Regions from separate parts of the Mus musculus genome. Here region 2 is linked to region 1. Evidence: chromatin loops called from intact Hi-C (ENCODE). Cell type or tissue: gastrocnemius. All regions are shown on one strand.

Region 1 (8,000 bases):
TACTCACATTAAACAAACAAAACAAACAAGCATGTAATTCTAAAAGTAAATACAAATAGCCACGCAGTATAAGAAGACCGCCGCTCATAGTCCTAGGTAATTAATCCACTTAGAGGCCAAAGGATATGAACAGACTCAGTATTGAAGAAGGCAAACAAAAAGCCAGAAGTTGTTAAGTCAACAACAGTCAATTTCCTTGACATATATAGGAAACACTTAAATTTGCTAGAAAGCAGGTTGGGGAGATGGCTCGGTGGGTAAGGCACCTGCTGCTGCAAGCTTCAGGACCCAGGCTTGGATCCCCAGCACATATAAAAGAAGCCAGGCATGGTGCTGTAACCCCAGAGCAGAGGAGCAGAAACAGGCAGATCCTGCGAGCTCACTGACCAGCTCAGTGTGGCCAGAATGTGGCTCCATGTCCAACGAGAGACCATCTCAAAAAATATGGTAAAGGGTTCGAGAAAAAGACTCTGACATTGAGCTGTGGCATCATCTATTGGAGTAGGAACCTGCTCTAACACATCAAAACCCCAAATTACTAGAAATTCAGGCTTTAAATCCATGTGGTCTTAAAAAAAAAACAAAAAACCAAAACGAAACCCCTACACAGTGTGCTTTTCAATGTAAAGCTGAGCGATCAACTAGTTCCCCAGGAAGAGTGAAATCAGTCAACATGCTCCCCCCAGGAAGAAATGATTATCAAGATGAGTCAGAAATCACCCAAGTTTAGTTACCTCCAGACCCTTCTGAGACTTCTCAGACTCATTTTGAGAAGTTAGCTAAACACTGTGGTATAAGAATTTCTTCTCGGTCGTCTCCCAGGAATCCCCACTAATGTGGTTGTGTCTTGCTATGGCCTTGCTTCTGTATCCCCATGTGGTCCTCACTGCCCCCATCACCTCCATTCCATACCCTATCCCCAGTGAATTCTAGAAACTGAAGCATGTCTACAAACACACAGTGTGGCCCAGTCTTGGGGAACAACTTCAAATTTTAAAAAGGACTTTCATCTAGGTTCACTGCTTGCTAAATATAAAAATAATGATTCAACAGGAAAATTGGGTAAGTCAGGCAAGAAATACTGCCTGTTTTTGAAGATTCTGCTGTCTCCGTGGTTATAGCTGTTAACCACAGCTTTCAGCTTTGGACCCAACAGCTTGATACATTGTTAGCATTGGCTGGTGTTTTTAGCATGCAAACGTAAACCCCTTAGCAACAATGTTGTCTAGGGAATTGGAAGGCTTAGATTCTCCTGAGTTCTAGATACATTGCAGGTGACCACTAACTGTCTCCTTACTGGTGAGGGGCTAGTTTGAAGATAACATCTTTTACACGGTGCTAGATTGATATCATTTATCATCATTTTTTATTTTTGTTGAGACAAGGTCTTACTGTAGCTCAGAATGGCCTGCAATTCATAACCCTGTCTCTGTTTCCAAAATGTTCAGATTATAGATGTGTACTCATAGAGCCCGACATAAACTTTTGTGTGAAATGAAAAAAAAAAACTATGAAGAATATAACAGACACTGTCCTACCCTGAATAGTTTGGTTCAATGCTAATAATGTGCTACGTTTGTATCTTTTTATTTTAAAGACAACAACAACAACAAAAACCTTGAAGGCTTAAAACCTTCTTATGCCTGCCTTATCTAGATCCTTCCCCATGGGGGGGGGGGTCACCAGCCTTTGAAATGGGGGTGACAGCATGTTTGTTTTTCTAGGTGTGACACAGAGCTCCCTAACTCTTGTTTCCACAACTTAAGGTTTCACCTGCTGCTTGTGTTGTACAGTCAATGTTACAATGTTACAGTGTTACAATGTTACAGTGTTACAATGTTACAGTGGTATAGTGTAACAAATGTTCCCTGGCTCATTTTTCTCACTGCCTGACTTTGCACCATTTCTAACCATTGGTCTGTATTATTTCATATTTCCTCAGGCAGAATAAAGTCCCTAAAGGGCTTTCATAATATAGTTTCATTTAATGTAACAGACAGCTGTCCTACCCTGACTAGTTTGGTCCAATGTTAACAATGTGCCACATTTGTATCTTTTTCTTTATTTTAAAGACAAAAACAAAAAACAAAAAATCTTGAAGAATTAAAACCTTCTTCATTTAAGTGGGCAATGCTTTTGAACTTAAGTTTAGATTTACACTGATATTAAATCTGCACACAAACCCTCCAGATACCTTCAAGCTATAATTTCTGTGAGTTTCTGTCTACATTGAAGGCAGCAGACCTGGATACTGGTTTAAGACGGCAGTGAAAAATGAAAACTTAGAAAACAAATGGTTTCTGAGCAAGTTGGATCCAGTTCCTGAAGTTGTCGAACAGAGTTACTAAGGGCTCGGTGTGGCACTCTAGACTCTCCTTGACTTCCACCTAACATTTGTCTTTGAAAAACAAGTCACACTGTTTAACAGCACAAAGATCTTGAGAATGAAGGATGCTGAAGGCGGAGAGGCACACTCACCTGCTCTGGATGCTGAAGGCGGAGAGGCACACTCACCTGCTCTGGATGCTGAAGGAGGAGAGGCACTCTCACCTGCTCTGGATGCTGAAGGAGGAGAGGCACTCTCATCTGCTATGATGCTGAGGGCAGAGAGGCACACTCACCTGCCCTGGTTTCCTTCCTGCTCAGGTCTGAGCTGCTAGGGCACGAGGAGGCCCTGGCACGCCGTTTCCCAGGGTCCCTAGGAGGAAGAGCAATGGATGAGACACAGAAGTATTTTCATTTTTATAAACTGCAATTTGTTCATGTCAGGCTTGGAAGAAACTACAGAGACTAGTTTAAGAGATGGGTTTGGTGCCCATTTGTCTGCTGTCACCTGCCTTTGCCTCCTAAGATTTATCTGTGAGAACACAAGTCTGCTGGCTTAACAGTATGAAATATAACACTGGAAAGAACCAAAAATAAAAAATAAATTTAAAAATCCAAAATTGACTGGGGGGTGAGGTAGTAGTGGTAGTGGTGGTTGTTGTTAATGATATGGACCACAAGAGGCCGCTGTTACAACAAGAAACAGAGGAAGAAAACCAGCCAAGGGAAAGCCAGCTTGCTCTGTCCAAGGTCACATGAGCAGGGTCAGCTCTGGAATGCGGAGCTCGGGATTTTTCAACCCACTGTTCTTTCCACTGCACCACAGCACGTCCCATTCCCACTTTAAAACTCAAGTCAATTAATAGTCTCTAAAAATACTCTTAGAAATATTTTAAATGTTAAAAATAAAAAAGTAGACAGTGTATTTGGGCAGTCCTCAGATGAGAAGCGTACGAGTAGCCTGGCTAGCTATGGAGGCACTTGACTCTGCTGCCTGGCTTCCCCACTTACAGCTGACCTGAAGGTATTGCCTTTTAAAGATCTGTATAAATTCCCAAGGTCACTCAGGCTAAAATGGCAAGTCTGACACAATTTCTTTTTGATAATTCCACACACTGATTTTAATAATATTAACAACAATAATCTAAATAATAATAAATATATAAGTTATTATCATTTTGTTTTTGTTTTTGTTTTGTTTTTCAGACAGGGTTTCTATGTGTGGCCCTGCCTGTCCTGGAACTCACTCTGGAGGCCAGGCTGGCAGCAGACTCACAGAGATCCTCCTGCCTCTTCTCCTGAGTGCTTGCCCTTGGTCTTTACTCCACCACCACCCCCCTGCCCCAGATTTAGCCTCTTCACATAACTTTTAGTATTTTTTTTCCCTGTCAACATGTTTTTGGTTTTGTTTTTAAAGTCCAGATGTTTCTCTTTGTCATAAAATAGGGAAACTTGGTAGGACCAATTAAAACAAAAAGGCTCTAATTTTCTGAAACAACTGAATTTTTGCAGCAAGATGTTCCTAGCCAATAAAACAGAGAACATGAAGACAAATTCCCTCAAAGACAGAACAAAAGGACTCAATCCATGGAAAGATTGTCGAAGCAAGACTTCATGAGTTACACGAGAGCAGGGCAGTGGTGGCACACGCCTTTACTCCCAGCACTCAGGATGCAGAGGCAGGAGGATCTTTGAGTCCGAGGCCAGCCTGGTCTGCAAAGTGAGTTCCAGGACAGCCAGGGCTACACAGAGAAGCCCTGTCTTGAAAAACCCAAACCAAAACAACAACAACAAAAAGTTACATGAGACCCTATTTGAACAAAACCAACCCTACACCCTGCCCCCTCCCCCAGCGGATTCACACAGTTAATGGTTGATGGGAGAGGGGGAGAAATTGTCTTCTGTGATGTAGCAATGGGTAAGGCATCCAGACTCCTATAAACAAACCTTCATCCACACTTCTAGCCAACCCTAATGGAACTCACTGGGACACACACACACACACACACACACACACACACTCATGCACACTTACACGCACGTGCACACTCACATATGCTCAACAAGAGTGGGAGGGGGGACGAGAGAGGGTAATGGAGGTGAAACGAAAAAAAAATCCATCAGATACGGGCATGACAATTGTCATGGAACCCATTATTATCTGTAACTAATAGATGCAAATAACAGGGCTGTTGAGGTGGCTCAAGGTGAAACGGTGCTTGCCCTGCAAGCCTGGTGACCTAGGTTTGATTCCCAGAATGCACATAAAAGTGGAAGGGGAGAACCAACTGCACAAAGTTGTCCTCTGCCCACTAGATACTGTGGCAGGAGTACACATCTATCAGAACACACAAAATCCTAAAATTAAAACAAACAAACAAACAAACAAAACTTCAATGGGGTGGAAAGCAAGGAAGTTCCTATATTTTTAATTTCTAGATATAACCTGACATTTTTAAGATCAAGAGTTTCATTTCTGTGTGTGTACGCGTGTGTGCATACGTGCATACATGTGTGTGTACACACGTGCATACATGTGTGTGTGCACACATGCACATGCATATATGTGTGTGTGTCCCTTTAATAAACACTGAAATCTAACAAGACAGTTTTCAGCTCACAGACCCACCCCTGCCCCCACCCAGTGCCTGTCCACTCTCCCTGAGACATGGCCAGGGGTAAGGCTGCCTCCATGACACCTCATCTGTGCCACCTCCCTTCTAGAAAAGAATGAAAAGGACAATCGGTATGCACAGGCTTGGCAGTGTTGCTCCCCGAGGCTGCCAAGAAAAGATGGACTTGGGACCCACTGCCATCGTACACAGTCATCATGGTTTGGGGGACACTGAGTTCATATCCTAGGTCAACACTCACAGCCTGTGACCTCGGGAAGACTACCAGGCTTTGGTTTCCCCTCCTAAATCTACTGCAATGCTTCGGTTTCGGGTGTCAGCCAGCTCACTGAGGGGACTTGGCGAGTTGTCAGCACTAGTTCATTTCTTTTGAGCCCATAAGCACCTAGGGGAGCAAGCAGAGGTGGATATGGGCCCAGAAGATGTTTTTTCCAGTGAGGATAAAAATCTACCTTAACGGAAAAGTGCAAAAGACTTTGAGAGTATGCTGAGGAGAAAGGACCGCACAGCGGGAAGGATGGACTATAAGTGCCCTTTAAAGGAGTAGAAATGGAACTAGCAACTGACAAGCTGTCCCAGAAAAATGAGTGCATGAGAGTTTGATACGCAAGGAGGGGCTCGCTCGGACCTGGTGAGGTAGGTAGGAAGAGGTTCTGCTGGGAAGTCTGGGAACAGCTGTGGACCTGTGGGATTTGCTGTGGACCCTTAAGTGATAGCCAATAAGAAACGTACAGCTTCTTACTCGAGGATGTGACATGAGGCATGGGGTTTGGGGCCGCGATGACAGAGCATTCAAGAGAAAGAATGAGCGACCATGATCCCAGGATCATTGTGGGACTGGAAAAGATGTGAAAAGTTACTGCAACATGGGGCTGATTTTAGCATCTGAAGAGCAGAGTGTAGACCCGGAGGACCTGGAAAGCAGGTTCCTACCAGAGAAATGGTGAGGTTAACGGGGACAGTTTACAGGGTCAAGCAATGTAGGGTTTTGTCTGCTTGAGTTTCTGATGCCAGGTGTCGGTCGGGGCGTATCATCGACAAAGATGTAGAGATCAGAGAAGGTTTAAATTACCACCCAGGACCAGAGACACAGAAGAGGGGCTTGGACCTGGAGACCCCAGGTCTCCAGGGCGTTTGTGAACATGGACAAAGGCATCAAGCAGGAAGAAAGAAATGTATTTGTTACATGCAGGGAAAGAGGACTCAATCGAGGATGGGGTCACAAAAGCTGGGGACCGAGGAAAGAGGTGCTGTCTGCCCAAAGCATGTTGCTGTGTATCCACTGAGCCATGCTGGTGAAGCCCTGCAGGAGTGGGCAGAAAAGATGGGTACCAAGAAAAGAACAGCTCAGGAGGCGGAGGCAGGAGGATTTCTGAGCTCAAGGTGAGCTACTTTCACTGTCTCATGGAAGAGAACGGAGGGAAAATCCCGAGGATGGGAGGGAAAATCCCTCGGTCACTGTAGAGGAAGAGGAGCAGATGTGCTCCACGCAACTTGCACCACTGACTGAAACCACACAGAACACATTTTTCTCTTCCTCCTAGAAACCCTTTAAATATGTGAAGATGCCACCCTCATCTCTTCACACCTTCTCCTGTGGCTTACGCCCCCCTGACAGCTGTGTGGTTGTGGGTACATTTTATTTTAACTACAAGTAGGTTTCCTCATCTGTACAGAAGGGTGGTGAGTCACGGTGCTCCCATCACAGTGCTCCCACCTTGAGGCTGCTGGAAAGACAGAATGATCTGGAGCATGGCAGTCATCAATATGTGTTTGCTAACATGCTCACTACTCAGTCCTGAGCCCTTCAAATGCTTGTGGGCCCATTTGTTTACAGTCAGTCTGTTTTATGTCCCTATAAAAGGACACTAGCTTTGAGCTCACATTGTGGCCAGAGAAGGGGGGGGGTATTTTAAGCGATGCAGCCTGGTGCCACGATAGCTGTTTCGAGGGTCACAAACCACTACTAGTTAACTCCCATTTCTTCCATGTGCAGCTAAGGCAGATGCCCCACACACTTCAGACCTTCGCATCGTTATTAAATTCCGGCATTGTGTTGGCAGTGATTTCCTGCCTATCAGATGTATCTGGGTCCCAGTTCAGTCGTCCAGAAAAACTGTTCTTCCCTGCTTACTGCTCCATGTTATTAAACAACATTATTAAATTTTTCTCAATGATTTTTTTTTGATGTGTCCAAATTAAAAAAAAAAAATCCGGAAATTAGTCATTGGGCTCTTTGGTGAAATTCTTTTTAGAGGCAGAAAACCACCATTTTCATTAGTTAGGTCATCCGTCTACAGATGGAAACCTAATTCCCAAGGACTTAGAACACCAGTGCCGGTGGCTGGTTCACACAACCCTGGAGGAGTTGGTGGTAAGGAAGGATCAAGGGCGTTGGCTCTACACCTCTGCCGTGCCCTTAGCTCTGCCCTGGCTGCAGGCTGAAGTCCATGTGAGAACAATTTGGTTTTCCCAGGGCTTCTCCTCTGCATCTCTCAAGTTTCAGGAGATATACAGTTTTCTGTTCCCTGTTGCTGCCAAGAGTCTTACATTGCACTTAAAATACTAGAACCAACTCTGGCAGGCAATGGCATACAAAGGCTGACAGATCCCTGCAGCCCATGAATGGATGGTGCAGTCAGTCGGACTGGCCACACTACTCCTGGACCATAACTATGCCAAGGAAATAAAATAATAGCTCTTTAAAATATCTTAAACATATAGATTTTGCTATAATTCAAGACAGTTCTTCTAGTTATTAGGATGACAGTTCTTCAATTAGGAATCAGCAAATGCTTTCTTAATGGACCAGCTAGTATTTTATATATTTTACAATTAGGGAGCCAAGTGGCAAAGTCACCACTACATAGATTTTTTTTTGCGACTATTTAAAATATTATGTTTTTTAAAAAAATATTTAAATTGTTTTTTTTTTCTTTTTTGCTTGAGAATTACAAAAAAATTAGAACATACAGACAAACACAGCTGGCTCCTCAGCTATAACTTTTTGACTATTTCTTTAAAGTGATAAACAGTAACAAT
Region 2 (8,000 bases), 310 kb after region 1:
TGCCCCCCCCCCCAGCCAGGGGGATTGTGAGGCCTAGCTGGCAGAAGTGGGTCACTAGGGGTGAGCCTTTGAAAATTAGAGTTCAACTATGGGCTCTGGTCTCAACCTCTATGGCCTGGTCTGCTTAGGAGAATAGTGGCCTTTGACACCATTCCTCAGGACTTCCTGGCCTACCCAGCCACAGTGGGCTTGAAAATGAGGCTGTCAACTAAACACTTCTTTTGGCCAGGTATAGGTCTGCAGAGGTAACCAATAGAAATTCCTCCTTTGGCTTCTTCTGCCTGCAGGCTTGGGTTTCTCAGGTACCTGGGAGCCAGGGTTCTGAAGGTGGCTGGGGCTTTGAGCGCTCGCTGGCATCCTGCTGCCCTCACTAGGCTGGCAAGACCTAGAGGTCTGACTACAGGTGAGCTTCCTTCTGGGTTTAGGGGTTGCAGGGGTGGAGCTGTCCAACCCAGAGGATCTATCGCCCTCTTCTGGCCTCCTCAAGCACTGCATGCATGTGGTATACATACATACACTCAGGCAAAGCACCCGCACACATTTTTTAAAAACAAAACAAACAAACAAACAAAACAATAAGTAAGTAAACAAAGTCAAACCAGAAAAGATTTAAGTCCAAAGATAGGGGATGGGCTCATCTCTCAGTTTTGCCCAGCCTGGCGACTCAAAGCAGTTGCTGGTCTGTCTCACTGAACCCACTATCCCCGCCCCCACCCCAGTTACTGAGCTTCCAGAGACAACTATGGGGAGGAAAAGTTTCAAAAACAAACAAAAAACAAACAAACCAACAAACAAAAAAACACACAAAAAAGTTTCAAGGCCAAGACATCACTACCTTACTATAAGGATAACAGTTGCCTCCTGTGGTGCTATTGCCAAGCAGCAGTGGGAGGTTGTGAGAGGGTGGGGGATGAAAAGGAGGAGATCCGAGAGGGTGGGAACCAGGAGGAGACCTGTTGTGATGGTAGACTTCATTTTTTTTTAAAGAATTATTTACTTATTTTATGTATACGAATACACTGTAGCTATCTTCAGACACACCAGAAGAGGGCATTAGGATCCCATTACAGATGGTTGTGAGCCACCATGTGTGGTTGCTGGGAATTGAACTCAGGGCCTCTGGAAGAGCAGCCAGTGCTCTTAACCGCTGAGCCATCTCTTCAGCCTGCTTAAGGATAGACTTCTTAAGGATTCGGTTAAGTCCGCTCTCTCCGTCTGGGTTTAGGGCAGCCATCACAAAAGGTCTGCCGCTGTCCTCCAACATCAGCTGAGACGAAAAACATCTCGTTCACCCATGAAGGCATTTAAGATGCCATTGGTTCCGTTTATAGCTATGATTATGGGTTGTTTCCTTCTCTCAGTGGATACAAAGTAAAATGGCAATGTTGTTGGCGTACTGGGCACCCTTTAACACCAAAACGGACCCTCATATGTAAAAGACTTGGAAATTTTTCCCAAAGGACAGTTTCTCTATCTGACTGTCAAGTCTCTCGTGTTTTTTTGTTTTTGTTTTTCAAGGCAGGGTTTCTCTGTGTAGCCCTGGCTGTCCTGGAACTCACTCTGTAGACCAGGCTGGCCTTGAACTCAGAAATCCGCCTGCCTCTGCCTCCTGAGTGCTGGGATTAAAGGCATGCGCCACCACAGCCCCACAAGTCTCTCGGTTCTTACATCCCCTGTTCCCTTTTCATTAGAAACAAAGCTAAGGAAAAACTGCCAACACCTCCTGCTGGCAAGAAATCGCACCTTAGAGGTACAGGTACCAGCCTCCTCTGTCCCCCTTGACTGAAGCATGCCCACTCTCACCAAAAAGAATGAGCCAGATAGGAAAAGAACCTTCTTAGTCTCTATTTAGGTATTTTGATGTTTGGAGACAGGGTCTCACTATATAGGCCAGGCTGGCTTTAACTTGACATCTCCTGCTTCCACTCGCCACGTTCTAAGACTAGAGGCATGTACCAGCACACCTGGCAGAATCCCCCCTTGGAAGCAGATGTGCTTTTATGAAGACCCCAACATGTCTTCTGGGTTTTATAACCAGTTCCACTTCTCCATACTAATCTAGCATAACTCTTAAAAGATTGAATAGTGACTCACCCCAGGGATGAATTGAGTCTCACGGTCGGGGTCTTGTTTTCCTGAGAGCCTCAACCTTCAGAACCACCTTGGGAGGTGAAGTGGGGTCGGCCAGTGGAGCTCTCAGCAAGCACTTGACCAGCTGTTTTGCCTGTGTGAGCCCTGCAATTACCTAGGGTGGGTTGGTCTGCTTTGCAACTACATCTATTAGCCTCAATCTTCAGTGCCGCTGGCCGCTGTGATCATGGTTGGAAGCATCCAGAGATGCTGTCTGACATCCGTCTCTCTCTGGGTATCATCAGTAACCCCTTAGCTGTGTGCTCCCTACCCTTGCTGCTGCCAAGTGCCACTGCCCCCACCTCTCCCCTGGATCTTTGCAAAATGGCCAACATAGGGGTTATGTCTGTGTGCATTCAGCCACACAGCAGGGCCACCAGTCTGTGCTGCCAAGCAGCGGCGGGTGCCTGCATGTGATTGCAGCTTTCAGAACATGCCTTGCGCACTCCAAAGCATTATACCAGAGGCAAGTCTCCACTTTCGCTCTTAAGTCCCTTTCTTGTAAACCACCAGGCTTGCTCAAGATGACCATTCCAGAAGCCTCTCTCACAGACACAGCTCAGACTGCTATCCAGGCTTTTCTGCTCCACCGGAGAGAGCACCACAGTTGCCCCTGGAGCACTGTGACCCCCAGAACAACTGAGCACTTGACCTCCTTATCTCTAGTGTCCGTCCTGGTAAGCCTTACTCCTTTGGTTTTCTACCTCTTGGCCACTACCCAGGAAGCTCTGGGAGGGGCAGAAGGGAACAGAAAGACCTCTGAGGAAGGCTCAAACATACAGTTCCATTACATTGCTCAAGACACCAAGAAACCACAGTACAAGTGCGTTGGGGAGGGTGACCTTACCCGAGCCCACACACCCACCCACACACAGCTGGTTGGCTGACTGGCCAGAGGCAGCTGCTTCTCAGCAACTTCTAGTACAATGAGTCACCTCTAAAACAGGACCCTTAACCTGCCCTGATGGGGACACTCAGACGTACTCAGGAGGGGTAAATTCTTTCCAATGGACCAGGATGAAGGAGCCATCATTTTCACACAATGCCATGAAGGTTCCCTCAGATGAACGAGTGCTTCTTCTATTTACCCACAACTCGAGGCCCTCTAGGTCAATCCTGCCTTGTTTCCAGCTAACAGGGAGAGGCCAAGAGGGCCTGGCTCAGTGGAAACCACTCAGATCTCAACCACACTTCCTGGGTTCCAGTGTTTCTCATGGGGAAATGAGTATTTTAATTGACTGGCACCTGCCAAGGGTTGGCTTTGTCTGAATGTTTGTAACCCAGCTGGGGACACTAGCTTACCATACTAGGAATGACATTGGGATTCCAAACATGTTTGGCACACATCCCAAGGTCTATTGCTAGTAAGAATCCAAGACACCTGCATGTGTGGCAGATGATGGGTACAGGCAGCATGGCACATGACATCCCTTTTCTAGAAACACTTATATCTGCTGGGCTCAGTCTCACTGGTTTTATCACGGTGTGGCTGACCACAACAGGGCCCCAACTTTGTAGGCAGAGAGGGAGAAGAGCACAGAATCGCAGTGCCCATTTCTTGTTGGCAGCTTTCAAGATCACACTGGGAAGTGTGATTGCATTAGCCTGCACCTTGTTACCAAGAAAACTAGAGAAGAAAGGAAGGAAGGAAGGAAGGAAGGAAGGAAGGAAGGAAGGAAGGAAGGAAGGAAGAGAGGGAGGGAGGGAGGAAGGAAGGAAGGAAGGAAGGAAGGAAGAGAGGGAGGGAGGAAGGAAGGAAGGAAGGAAGGAAGAAAGAAAGAAAGAAAGAAAGAAAGGAAGAGGAAGGGAAGGGAAAGGAAAGGAAAGGAAAGGAAAGGAAAAGAGAGAAAAAGGAAAGGAGAGAAAAGGAAAAGAGAGAAAAGGAAAGGAGAGAAAAGGAAAGAAAAGAAAAGTATTTTCTAACTAGGTGCCAGGGCACTGTGATAGGTTTCATCAGAGGCAGAGACTATGCTTGAATTTCTGATCTTCTCCTGCCATCTTGTGGCTGGGAGGACGAGCTTGCTCTAAAGACAAGGAGATGAAGGCAGGGAAGAGAAAAACAGTGCTGTGGCAGCCCAGTGACTTGCTGGGGTTCACTGCCCACCACTCTACATATCAATACTCATGTAGGAGTGTGTATTATGTGTATGTATTATGTATTATGCATGTATATATATATATATATGTGTGTGTGTGTGTGTGTGTGTGTGTGTATATTATGTCTGTATGTGTATGCGTAATATATGTATGTGTGTATATGTCTGCCTGTATGTATATATTATGTATGTGTGTATGCATGTATGTATGTATATGTATGTTTGTATATGTGTGTATGTATGTGTGTATATATGTATATATTTGTATGTGTTTATGCATAATGTATATGTATGTGTGTATATATGTATGTATATGTGTATTGACAGGGTTTTATCATGTAGCCTAAGCTGGCCTTGAACTCTCAGTAATCCTCTGGATTCACTCCCCTGAGTGTTGAGGTTACAGGTACAAGCTAACACACTCAGAAATATCCACTTTGGAATTCACACTGATTGTAGTAGCAGTAGTAGTAGTAGTAGCAGCAGCAGCAGTAGTAGTAGCAGTACTGAACTAGCTATGCAGTGAAGGATGACCTTGAACTTGATCCTTCTGCCTCCACCTCCCGAATGCTCAGTTCTATGATGCTGGGGCTTAAACCCAGGGCTTCGATAATTTCCCAGCGCTGTGCCTATTATCCCAAGCCTGAGGTCGGCATGGTACTGCACACCTGTAGTCCTAACAGCACTGGAGAGGCAGAGACAAGAGAAAGAAGCGCTCCCGGCTAGCTTGCCTAACAGGAGATTTTGTTCAAAACAAACTAGCATTTCTACACTCAGTCTCTCCTTATCTGTCTGTGGTGCAACCAAAAATTCCTTCACATGAACTGATGTCCACACCTACAAAACTGTCTTCCTTCCCTGATCACCCGACCCAACAGTTTGAGACAGGATGGCACTATGTAGCCCTGGCTGGAGTGGAAATCACTACATAGACCAGGCTGGCCTTGGCCTCACAGAGACCCTTCCTGCCTCTGCCTCTGGGGTGATGGGATTAAAGGCAAGTGCCACTATGCCAGGCTTAAAACTTTCTTAAACCATTTTTGTTTCAAATATAACTTTTAGAAAGCATTTGTTTTAGATTTACTTTTTTAAATTAAACTTTTGTTTGGTTTTTTGAGACAGGGTTTCTCTGTGTAGCCCTGACTATCCTAGAACTGACTCTATAGACCAGGCTGGCCTCGTACTCAGATCCACCTGCCTTTGTCTACAGACTTCTGGGATTAAAGACATGTGCTACTACCACCAGCTATAATTAAACTTCTGAGACGTGTTCATTAGCATGCAATGGTAAGACGACCTTCGGAGAGAGGTTGTCTGTGCACTTTCCCAGTTTCCCCCCTAGGGGCACTGAAAGGTAGCATTTTACACTGGGATGCTGACACTGGCTAGGCCCCCATACTGAACAGTGCCATCTGAGTTACTTATCTGCTGCTCCGCTGAAACACTGTTACCATGGCACCTTAAAGAAAGACAGATCATTTGGGTTTGCTGTTCCTAATAGATAAAAGTCCATTGGGGGTGGGGGAGCTGGAGAGATGGCTCAGTGGTTAAGAGCACTGACTGCTCTTCTGAAGGTCTTGAGTCAAATCCCAGCAACCACATGGTGGCTCACAACCATCTTTAATAAGATCTGATGCCTCTTCTGGTGTGTCTAAAGACAGCTAAAGTGCACCTATTTATAATAATAAATAAATCTTTGGACCTGAGCGAACAGGGCCAGAGCTAGTGGGATTGACTCCAGCGAGCAGATGTCCTAAATTTAATTCCCAATAACCACATGAAGGCCCACAACCATCTGTATGTCTACAGTGTACTCATACATAAAAAATAAATAAATAAAAACTTTTTTAAAGAGTCCATTACTGGGCTGGAGAGATGGTTCAGAGGTTAAGAGCACTCTCTGCTCTTCCAGAGGTCCTGGGGTTCAACTCCTAGAACCACATGGTGGCTCACAGCCATCTGTAATGAGATCTGGTGCCCTCTTCTGGTATGCAGGTGTACATGCAGATACAGGACTCATACGTTAAATAAATTAATAAATATCTGTGGTGTCAACAGAGCAAAATGTTTTTGTTTTTGTTTTTGTTTTTAAAACAAGAATCCCGCATCATCATGGCAGGGAAGCATGCTAGGAGCTAGTACAATGACTGCAGTGGCAAACTGAGATCTCACCTCTTAAGCTGCAAGTGGGAAGCTGGGAGTAACAACTGAGAATGGCAGAAATCTCTTAAGCTCTCAAAGCCCACCCCCAGTGATGTACCTCCTCTAGCAAAGCCACACCCCTGAATCCTCAACAGTGCCATCAACTGGGGACCACATATTCAAACACGTGAGCCCATGGGCAGGTATGTGGAAGGGGCATCTTATTCAAATCACTACAAATTCTATATAGATTCCAGTATAGATGGTTGTGAGCCACCATGTGGTTGCTGGGAATTGAACTCAGAACCTCTGGAAGAGCAGTCAGTGCTTAGAGCTCTGCCCTCCTGTTCCTTTGCACTTCCTGCACGCCAGGCCCATCTTGCCCCAACAACTATAAACCTAACTCTATTTCTGTAATCTTAACACTTCCAGAATGTCACACAAGTGAAATCTCAGTGTATAGTAGGGATGGTGCTTTTTCCATAAGCCCATTTCTCTCAATCAGTGGGTAATTCCACAACATGGATGTACTATGCTTTAACCATTCCCTCTTTAAAGACCACTTTGGGGTGATGGAGAGATGGCTCAGCAGTTAAGAGCACCAAATGCTCTTCCTGAGGTCCTCAGTTCAATTCCCAGCAACCACATGGTGGCTCACAGCCCTCTGTAATGAGATCTGCTGCTGCCCTGCTGCCCTCTTGTGGCCTGCAGGTGTACAAGGAGGCAGAACACCATACACATAATAAATTAATAAATAAATCTTTTTTTAAAAAAAGATAATAAAAAAACCCACTTTGGTTGTTTATTGGGGTTGCCACATATGTAGCTTCTGTGAATATCAGTGTGCGGGTTTCTATGTGAAGATATGATATCTTTGACATAAATGTGCAGGAGACAGTTGCTGGGTGGGTGGCAGTTTTCAGTGTTGTTGTTTTTTCCTCAGTCTGTTAGATTTGTAGTGATGCTTCCTGGTGGTTTTTATCTGCATTTCCCTGCTCTCTCATGATGCAGAACATCTTTTTCTATATTTAGCATGTATTATCTCAACTTTTTTGAAACCCACTCATCTTCTCCCTGTCTTCTAGATTTGGGATTTGTTATTGTTTTACATATGTGTATGAGTGTTTTGCCTGTGATGGTCTGTGCACAGCATGTATGTAGTGCTCATAGACACCAGAAGAGGGCAACAGATTCCTTGAAACTAGAATTTACAGATGGTTGTGAGAGGCCATAGATCCTGGGCCCCATAGAAGAGCAGTCAGTGAGCACTCTTAACTGTTGAGTGGATCTCTCCAGCCCCTCTTCTGTTTTCTTTATGAGGCAGGGTCTTGCAGTATAACTCAGGCTGGCCTCCAATTCACAGCACTACATCAGCCTCAGCCCCCTTAGTGCTAGGATCACAGGCAAGTGCTACTAGCCCCAGAGGACTGGTTTTTCTGCTGGGTTTTGAGATGTCTTTGTGGCTCTGTAGGAGTGTTGTGTGTACGTTGTGCAGGGATTCTCCTCCAACCTTCAGCCCAAAGACAAACATTTCCCTCTGGATGAAGCTTCGCTTACCACTGTTTTCTTTGTATGTGTTTTTACCTTAGGTGCCAAGTCAGAAGATTTTTGCCAAGGCCTAGATTCTGGAGA

The links. Peaks named below come from ENCODE experiments on the same cell type or tissue, not always from the same donor. Only the 100,000 strongest peaks of a DNase experiment are listed, where the experiment ranks them.
Region 2: it touches region 1 in a loop (6-fold over the local background); 41 of 42 quality-filtered maps call a loop at or near these places.

Annotation. Positions count from the first base shown.
Region 1 is chr10:41,977,900-41,985,899 of GRCm38, forward strand. It overlaps Armc2 (armadillo repeat containing 2), which reads right to left. Exons shown (of 18, transcript NM_001034858.3): 6 at 2,622-2,698. Among named protein-coding and RNA genes, the nearest start is that of Gm33058, 23 kb to the left of the region's middle. In gastrocnemius, a CTCF peak has its summit at 3,004 (motif pointing right); a DNase peak (open chromatin) is centred at 3,034; H3K4me3 peaks cover 360 bases; H3K27ac peaks cover 1,648 bases.
Region 2 is chr10:42,291,095-42,299,094 of GRCm38, forward strand. No RefSeq gene overlaps it. Among named protein-coding and RNA genes, the nearest start is that of Foxo3, 18 kb to the left of the region's middle. In gastrocnemius, CTCF peaks have their summits at 484 (motif pointing left), 4,130 (motif pointing left), 6,221 (motif pointing left) and 7,068 (motif pointing left); DNase peaks (open chromatin) are centred at 470, 2,493 and 4,144.